Linked DNA regions of Homo sapiens: region 1 is linked to region 2. The links are chromatin loops, found by intact Hi-C in ENCODE. Cell type or tissue: natural killer cell. All regions are shown on one strand. Links, peaks and the distances in the headings refer to the core of each region. The heading gives the core; the rest is flanking DNA. Region 1 overlaps LOC105375470 (a long non-coding RNA gene). Region 2 has its middle 23 kb from the start of ST7.

The links. Peaks named below come from ENCODE experiments on the same cell type or tissue, not always from the same donor. Only the 100,000 strongest peaks of a DNase experiment are listed, where the experiment ranks them.
Region 1: a loop joins it to region 2, with 8 times the contacts of the local background. A loop is called at or near these places in 6 of 110 quality-filtered maps.

What each region holds. Positions count from the first base shown.
Region 1 is chr7:118,151,283-118,155,679 of GRCh38, reverse strand. LOC105375470 (a long non-coding RNA gene) reads left to right here. Exons shown (of 4, transcript XR_927904.3): 3 at 112-248; 4 at 2,361-4,331. Among named protein-coding and RNA genes, the nearest start is that of LSM8, 31 kb to the left of the region's middle. In natural killer cell, for the core only: CTCF peaks have their summits at 1,746 and 1,948 (motif pointing right); a DNase peak (open chromatin) is centred at 1,929.
Region 2 is chr7:116,928,405-116,932,801 of GRCh38, reverse strand. No RefSeq gene overlaps it. Among named protein-coding and RNA genes, the nearest start is that of ST7, 23 kb to the left of the region's middle. RefSeq lists a silencer at 3,613-3,907. In natural killer cell, for the core only: CTCF peaks have their summits at 2,011 and 2,216 (motif pointing left); a DNase peak (open chromatin) is centred at 2,171.

The DNA of each region.
Region 1 (4,397 bases), core at 295-4,294, 1.2 Mb before region 2:
CCCACATCATTGAGAAACTATGTGGTTGTATGGAGTACTTGCATCAATGACCTGAATGCATAGGAAGTTGTAGAAGGAAAGTTAGATGTTATTATTTGAATTTTTTGAAAGGGTTGCTGCTTTTTAAGAGATGAAAAGATCCAAGGTGTGACACAGAATGGATGACTGGAGTGGAAAAAATGAAAATGTCATTGGAATATGGAAGTAAAGAAACTGAGAAGCTGAGAGTTTTTGCATCATCCAGTCAGGTATGGAAATCACCAAGGATAAAGGAAGGAACTGGGTTAGAATGGAAGACCTTTTGCCAGGAATGGAAGACTTCAGTAAATGAAGAGATTTGACTAGGATGTTGGCAGAAGATAGTGAGAAGGTCTAAGAAAGGGTGGTATATCCAGATGACATAAACATCAAAAGAACGGTGATTTTTGCAGGAGGGAAGGGGTGAAATAATTTGAAAGTAGCAATGGGAGAGAGCAAGGAATGCACCTACCTCCAATCCTGGCCCTGACATTCTCTCAGGGACCAGATAGGTTTCAACTAAGGTAAGGCAAGGAGATGATGGGAAAATGAGGGAAAGGGGACTGGACTGCTGAACACAGATGAGAGTCACATGAAACACTAGAAGGGTTTATTTAGGGAGGGGGAGAAGTGGAGAGAATAACAGTTTGTGGATTATGATTTTATGAGAAAAAGAAGGACTTAGAGAGGCTGGAACTTCTGCAGATTAGTGAGCTACACAGGGATGTGAAGCATGATTGGCTTGAACCTGGTAGTCTCATCTTGTCATCCTCTTAGTGGTGTGTGCAGCCTAAGGCATTAAATTATGGTGCAGCCTCTGGGCTAATAGTTACTCTCTCAACAGTGGAGAGTTCTACATAATTTGCCATAATTAGATACATTACCTTAGAGAAAGTGCTAAACCCTTCAAAATCCCAGTTGCTTAATCTATGCAATGAGGAACTGATCTAAATTTCCTAAACTTCTTTAGACATGTTAAGGATCTGACATTGAAAAAGTGAGGTTATGCCACTGGTAAGTTTGCAGTATTAAAAATAAATATTCATCTTTCAAATCAATGTATCAGGAGCTAATATTAGGAAGAAAGAGAACTATCTGAGTGTTTATGCATCTGCTGCATTTGACTTCAAACTGTGTTAATGATCTCAACAAAATAGGTAAGTGAAAGAACAATTCAGCATATTTTAGAGACATTTGGTTATGCCTTCCTGCTAAAGCAAATACATTTTGTAACTCATAAATATGAATTAATTTATGACCTCTCAAACGCTAAATAGTAAAGTTGAAATTGAATTGCCAACCTTATCTCGCACCTTCCTTCTATTCTGTTGGACCCCTATCCAACTGATGTATCAGTTCAGTCAATGCTGTAACCACACTAATAGCCTGCTGCACAAAACTGCCTATTTCAATCCAAATAGTGGAACAACTTTGGGCTGAATCCAACAATGAATCCTGCTCTCTGGGGAGCTTTTCTTTAGGTCTTCTTATTTCTCTGAGTTCTGTGTCTTGGCAGGTGTTTTGTTGAATGGTTTAGATTCTTCAGGGAGAGAGGTAACTGAGGGAAAAAGCAGGAAAGGCTGAGCTTGATTAGGAAAGGATATTGTATAAAATCAAAGGGGGATAATTTAGACATTACATCGGTATATATTCACTCATTTGCAAAAAAAAAAAAAATTATATATGGGAGGTAAAAGCCTGATACAGGTGAATTAATTTCACTAAGCAAAGAGTCAAAAATTGGAATATTTCAGCAGTTGAAAAATATATTTGCACATATATGAAAGGAGTTCTGAAGTTTCTTTATCTTATGACAGTGAATGTAATTTTGCATTTTTGTATTTGAGAAATACGGCTTGTTAGCTTATTTCATCCTAGATATTGTACCTGTAGTTTGGGTAATTAGCCACTAGATGGCAGGGCCGTGATGTGAATAAAGGTTACAAAACAATACATGGGTATTCTGTACTCTTAGATAATTTAAAAAGCCAACACGTGGAATTCCTCCCAACACAGTTTAAAAGTAGAAGATGAGCACATATTATGTATTAGGATATTTGCAAGCACTGGAGATGCAAATTACATGATCTCTGTCACCAAAGAGATGCTAGTTTTATAGCCAAAAATATGTATGCTATATTTGTGTTTCTTAAAGCACTATAATTAAATGTGATAAATGTTATTATAGATTTATTTATTTCAAAGTATAATGGGAACATAGGGACTGTTATAATGAATTTAGACTGCAACTTATCTTTAATTGTGGATAAAGTGGCAATATAAAATTACAGAAACATTTTCAAAAAACTAAAATTAACTCTAATTTTTTACTTCATATCCAGTGTTTCTCAATCGGGAAAGAATTTGCCTCCCAGAGGACATTTGGCAATGTCTGGAGCTACTTCTGTTTGTCACAATTAGGGTAAGGGTGCCACTGGCATCTAGTAGGGGGAGGTCTGGGATGCTGCTAAACAGCCTACAATGCACAAGACATGCTTCCACTATTAAAAAAAAATTATCTGGCCCAAAATGTCATAGTGCCAGGATATTATAAATATAGGCAAAGGTGTTCAGAGGTTTAAAACTGAACAAGAGGACATCAGTAAAAGTTCAGTGTTGCAGAATGGGTTAAGATTGGAACATGAAAACAAAAGTTTTTGTCCCAAGATCAGGAGCAGATGAGGTCTAGTGGTTGGAAAGCAAGACTGGAAATGACACCTTGGACTAAGGATATTTGGGCAAGCCCACATAACAGCATTTGAATATGCAACAGTTAGAGCTGGGACAATGAAAGCTTGATTTTGGTCTTGGCAAATAAGGGCTAGAGAGTGTGGAGCTGTGGCCAGAGTCAATTCTGTGGGGACAAGTAGAAAAGGGTTTGGATCTTAGCTTGTGCCTATACTAGCTGAGCAACTCATTTTACCTTGTAGGGTTTCCTTCCTTTAAGGTGGGAAAACTTGTTAAAAGGATTAGAAATGTATGTTAAATACCCAGGACATAAATGCTCAGTAAATGATATTGAACATTATTGAGATACTGTTGAAGCTCTAATTATACCTCTCTTTCCATGATTGTCTTTGCCCCCTTTTGGAAAATTAGTCAGGGTACAACTATATTGCATAACATGGAAAATAGAAAAACATATGAACTGTGGGATGGGAAAGGAAAAGTGAACGACAACAGACAAAACATTTGCAAGACATCCTTAGGCAAAATATTGAAAGCTGAGTCAGAATCACCAAGATCTCTGAACAACATTCCTCTGTTAGGAAGAGAAAGCAGATATTTCCATGAGAATGTGAGGGGGATGAGGAGAGTGGAGTATGCTGCTGTGATCAATTATCCAAACACAACCTGGTTAAATCCAACTCTCTGTGGCTCCTGCATCCACACAGCTGCATGTTATGCAGCACACAATGAGGCTGACTGCTTCCACTTGCACTCATGACCACTGTCCTCCAATGTCCTTAGTACTGTGCTGCAATGATGTTATATATCCCCAATCCATGCTCTCCTAGTTGATACTTCGTACTTTTTCAACCTCTTTGCAAACCTCCAACACCTCTTTTACCATAATCACTGTTAGCTAATGACCTTGATACCTATTTGACTGTCAGAATGGAAGTCTTTAGGAAGAACTTCCATAAACTCTCCCACCTCATCTACTTAACTCCTACATCTGTGTCCATTCACTCTACCTTCTTTCCTGCTATGAAGAATTAGCTTGAACTGTTCATACTGTTAGCTAAGACCAACCCCTCATTGATGCACTATAAAGGCATCCCTTTACACCCACTAAAGCATGACTCTAGCAATTCTCAACATTCTCTTCGACCAGAATCATTCTCTTTTGGATCATTCCCGTCAGCCTAATGTCATTTCTCTCACCTTAAAAAAAAAAAAAAGAAAAGTTTTACTGTGCCAATTTCATTTCATTTTGCTTCTTCCCTTCAATACAAAAGCCTTGAATTCTCTGTAGTGACAGGCTCTACTTTCTCTACTCAAGAGAGCGCTCATTCTCTATCTTAATCCATTAGGCTTTCACCACCACTGTTTTGCAAAACTGCTCTTACCAAGACCATCAGTGCAATTTGTATTAGTAAATCTAATAGCTCTCAAACCTCATCTTCCTTGAACTGTATGGAATTTGACAGTCAGATACATTCTCCTCCTTAAAATGCTTTCTTTACAGTTGACCTTCCATATCCACGGGTTCTACATCTAATACATCTGGGATTCAATGAAGCCCAGATCAGAAATATTTAAAAAATAGGCTAGGTGTGGTGGCCCACGCCTGTAATCCCAGCACTTTGGGAGGCACGAATTGTGTGGATCACTTGAGGTCAAGAGTTCAAAACCAGCCTCACCAACATGGTGAA
Region 2 (4,397 bases), core at 288-4,287:
GATGCGGGTCAGATGGAAAAATTACTAAGAGGCAACATCAGAGGTAAAGGATTCTGGCTAAACCGACTTAGCAGGATTCTTGCTAAAACTGGACAATACAGAGATAAACATGGGAGCCCAAAGGTTGAGGCCTAGCTGAAAAAGAGCTCAGGCCGGGCGGAGTGGCTCACGCCTGTAATCCCAGCACTCTGGGGGGCCAATGCAGGTGGATCACCAAGTTTGAGACCAGTCCGGCCAACATGGTGAAACCCCATGTCTACTAAAATACAAAACTTAAGCTGGGCGTGGTGGCACATGCCTGTAATCCCAGCTGCTCGAGAGACTGAGGCAGGAGAATCGCTTGAACCCAGTAGGTGGAGGCTGCAGTGAGCCGAGATGGCGCCACTGCACTCATGCCTAAGCGACAGAGTAAGACTCTGTCTCAAATAGAAAAAAAAAAAAAAAGAAAGAAAGAAAAGAAAAAAGAAAGAGAGCTCAAAAAATTCTAACTAGAGAGTTCGGTCAAGGTGAGAATCTTTGCGAATTTGGCCCATGGGCCATACATAGATTGTTGACCCTAGTTTAAGCCACTGTTAGGTGCTGAAAGTGCAACTGAGTGCACAAGAGTAAGGGGGAAGGGGCAGGACCCTCCACATCAGCCAGCTGTCTTGTTTTATCTGCCATTCTTTCTACCTTTACCCTGAGAAGGCCATTTAGAGACCTCATTAGCAAGGATGTGAGGGGTTTTAAGCAGGAAAGGAAAACGACAAGACTTGCATTATAAAAAGATACTCTTAGGCCAGAGCGGTGGCTCAGGCCTGTAATCCCAGCACTTTGGGAGGCCAAGGTGGGTGGATCGCTTCAGGCCAGGAGTTTGAGACCAGCCTGGCCAATGTGACGAAACCTCCTCTATTTTGTAAAAATTAGCCTGGCGTGGTGGTGCATGGAGGTAATCCCAGCTACTCGGGAGGCTGAAGCAGGAGAATCGCTTGAACCCGTGAGGCGGAGGTTGCAGTGAGCCGAGATTGCACCACTGCACTCCAGCCTGGGCAACAGAGCGAGACTCTGCCTCAAAAAAAAAAAAAAAAAAAAAAAAAAAAAGAAAAGAAAAAGAAATAAAATAATTAAATAAAAATCAAAATCACTCCTCTGTAACTAGATAGGAAATGGATTGGAGGGAAATGAGAGTAGATGCCGAACAAATGAACAAAAAAGTTAGATTATTCCCACAGTCTAGGCAGTTTGTATTAGGGTGATAGCACTAGGAATAGAGAGAAGTGGACTTACTTGAGATGTATTTTGGAAGTAAAATGGACAGAACTCGCTGTCAATTGAATGTGGTTAGTGAAAGAAAGAAAGGAATTGAGAGAAATGCCAAGAGTTCTGGCTGATTCAGCCAAGCCCACCGCCGCCTCGGCCTTTGCAGAAGCTGGTTCCTTGTGGGGAATACTGTCCCCCGCGTTTTCTGACTCCTGCTTCCTTCTCATCTTGGTTTTCATGCCATCTCTTTACAGAGGACTTTACCCTATTTTCTTTATACCTTTATCCCTATCTGGCATTTTTTGCTGTTGTTGACTTATGTAGTGCCTCTCTCTCTCTCTCTAGTGACTAAGGCCCTTTTCACTGTCTAATTCACTGCTGTGTTTATCAAGTACCTAGAATAGTGTCTGCAACCAGGAAGAGTTGGAGGAAAGTTTGTTAAAAGACGAGTTGTGCTGAAAATAATTTAACAGTGGAGGTCTGAAACAGTTTTTTTGTGTGAAATCTGTGAACATTATTCAGGTCAAGAGATAGTGGATTATAGGGGCCATGAACTCTAATTGTATGAAGACTGCGTGTTGTGAGAGAAGACAGAGAGAAAAATGGCAATGTGCAGACACGAATGCACTTTTCTGAGAAAAGAGATCATAGCTCGCTTCACATTTGCAGATGAGTCCCTAACTTCAAAGACAGCCAAGAATCCTTGTGTTCTTGGCTTGAATATAGTCAAACTTTTCTACAAGTGTTAGCCGGTAATAAATACCCTAACTTATCACTATTTCCGCTTCCTAAAGTTTCTTTTCCAGACCAGCAGTGCCCTTCTGCTGAGTAATAGCCGAACCTTGAGCAGCGGAGATGCTCCAAGGGATGGGACACAGGATGTCCTGGACTCGTTTCTCCGCGCGGCATCTACCTATACTGCGATTAGCTTGAAATGGGAACAGTGCCACCTGCTGGCGCCTCTTGGAAACTGCAGTCTTGTCCATTCCTGTCGTTAATTTCGGAAACAGGATCTCATCCCACTCAAACACATGCTCAGAAACACAAACCATTTTCCCTTTTAAGCAGAATTTTTAAACACTAAGCGAGACACATAATGATAACATCTCTGAACACAAAAGATGCCAAACACAAAATTAAAAGATAAAAGGCAGGCCTGGTGCGACGGCTCACACCTGCAATCCCAGCACTTTGGGAGGCCAGGGAGGGAGGATTGCTTGAACCCAGGGGTTTGAGACCAGCCTGGGCAACATGGCGAGACCCTGTCTCTGTGAAAAATAAAAATAGCCGGGTGTGGTGGCGCGAGTCTGTAGTCCTAGCTACTCAGGAGGCTGAGGCAGGACGATCACTTGAACCCAGGAATTTGAGGCTGCAGTGAGCTATGATCGTGCCACTGCACTCCAGCCTGGCAACAAAGCGAGATTCCAGAGAGAGACAGAGCGCGAGCAGATGGAGAGAGAAAAAAAGTTTGCAACCATTTCTAAGGGGCTCTCCCATGAATATTCTTCTGTAGAATATTTAACATATTCTGTGGCCAGAATATATTAAATGTGTGGGGAGGAAAAATCTGTCAGTCTTTTCCTTTATGATTTCTGAGTTTTGTTGACTTTACAGGAAGGTTTTTCTGTAACTCATTATTAGTTCCAAAATGTTCACTATTTGGTTTGGCCAGATCTTCAAGCCCATATGATTTTTTTTTTTTTTTTTAAATATCAGACAGGATGAGGTGCAGAGTGAGCACCTAAGTTTTTTTTTTTTTTTTGAGACGGCGTCTCGCACTGTTGCCCGGGCTGGAGTGCAGTGGCGCAATCTCCGCTCACTGCAACCTCCCAGGTTCAAGCGATTCTCCTTGCCTCAGCCTCCCAAGTAGCTGGGATTACAGGTGCCTGCTGCCACGCCCGGCTAAGTTTTTTGTATTTTTAGTAGAGATGTGGTTTCACTATGCTGGCCAGGCCAGGCTGATCTCGAACTCCTGACCTCATGATCCGCCCGCCTCAGCCTCCCGAAGTACTGGGATTACAGGCATGAGCCACCGCTCCTGGCTGAGGATCTAAGTTTTAAGATTAGGTTAAGCTGCAGATGACAACAAACAAAATAGCAGAGGCTTAAACAAGATAGAAGTTTGTTTCTCAGGTAAAAAGCCAGGTACATGATTTGAGCTGGTATTGTGTTTCAAAGTGTGAGGGAGAGTGTTCAGTTCCATTTGTGCCTAGACCTGATGGCTCAAGACGGTGGCATCAGAGTTTCAAAGAGCAGGATGGAGGAAGAGAGAATAAAAGGGGAGTACACAGGTTCTGACCCTGAGGGCAAATCCCAGGAGTTGCCCTACAACGCTTTCATTTATCCCATTAGCCAGAACTTAGTCACATAACTAAAAATAAATATTGAAGGGGCAACCACCAATTTCCACCACAGATTACCGCCTTTGATTTATGTGAACACATCCTTCTAGTTACACACAGAGTAGTATATTTACCCCCCCCCCAAGGACCCATCCCTCACTACAGTCAGCTCCAAGTCCAAGATAGCAGGGTGAATACACAATTCTCATCACCAAAAACAAATGCATCTCATCGTCCAGCAAACTATAAATTAGAAGATGTTAAGTGCCCTAACACTCTTAATATACAACGTAGGAACAGAATAATTGCAATTCAGAAATGAAACAAGGTTTCCCTACTCTGGTAGTGGTTTTATGGCTTAGTTCATGAGGTAGCCCCTGATTCCGCTCTCTGAGGAAAACTCCTTGTGCGTCATTCCCAGGGAAGGTTCTTCATTGTCCATTATCTTTCCTGGCTATGACTGGGGCTGCACAGCTTTCAGAGTTCACTGTTGTTGATTAGGGTGGCCACACATAGCAGTTTGTCCAGAATAGTTCCTATTTACACCTGTTATTTCAATGTAATAATTAAGAGCTCTCCATTCTCTCAAAAATATTGCAGTTTGGCTAACACATTACATAATTGCTCTATTCCAAAATTCAATTCACAAGGAACTGCCAACAACCACATAAGCTTGGAAGAGGAATCCAAGCCTCAGATGAGATTGCAGCCTCAGACATCACCTTGATTTCAGCCTCGCGGAACCATGAACAGAGGACACAGCTGACATGTGCCTGAACCCATGAGAACTGTGAGATAATAAGGTTGCATTATTTT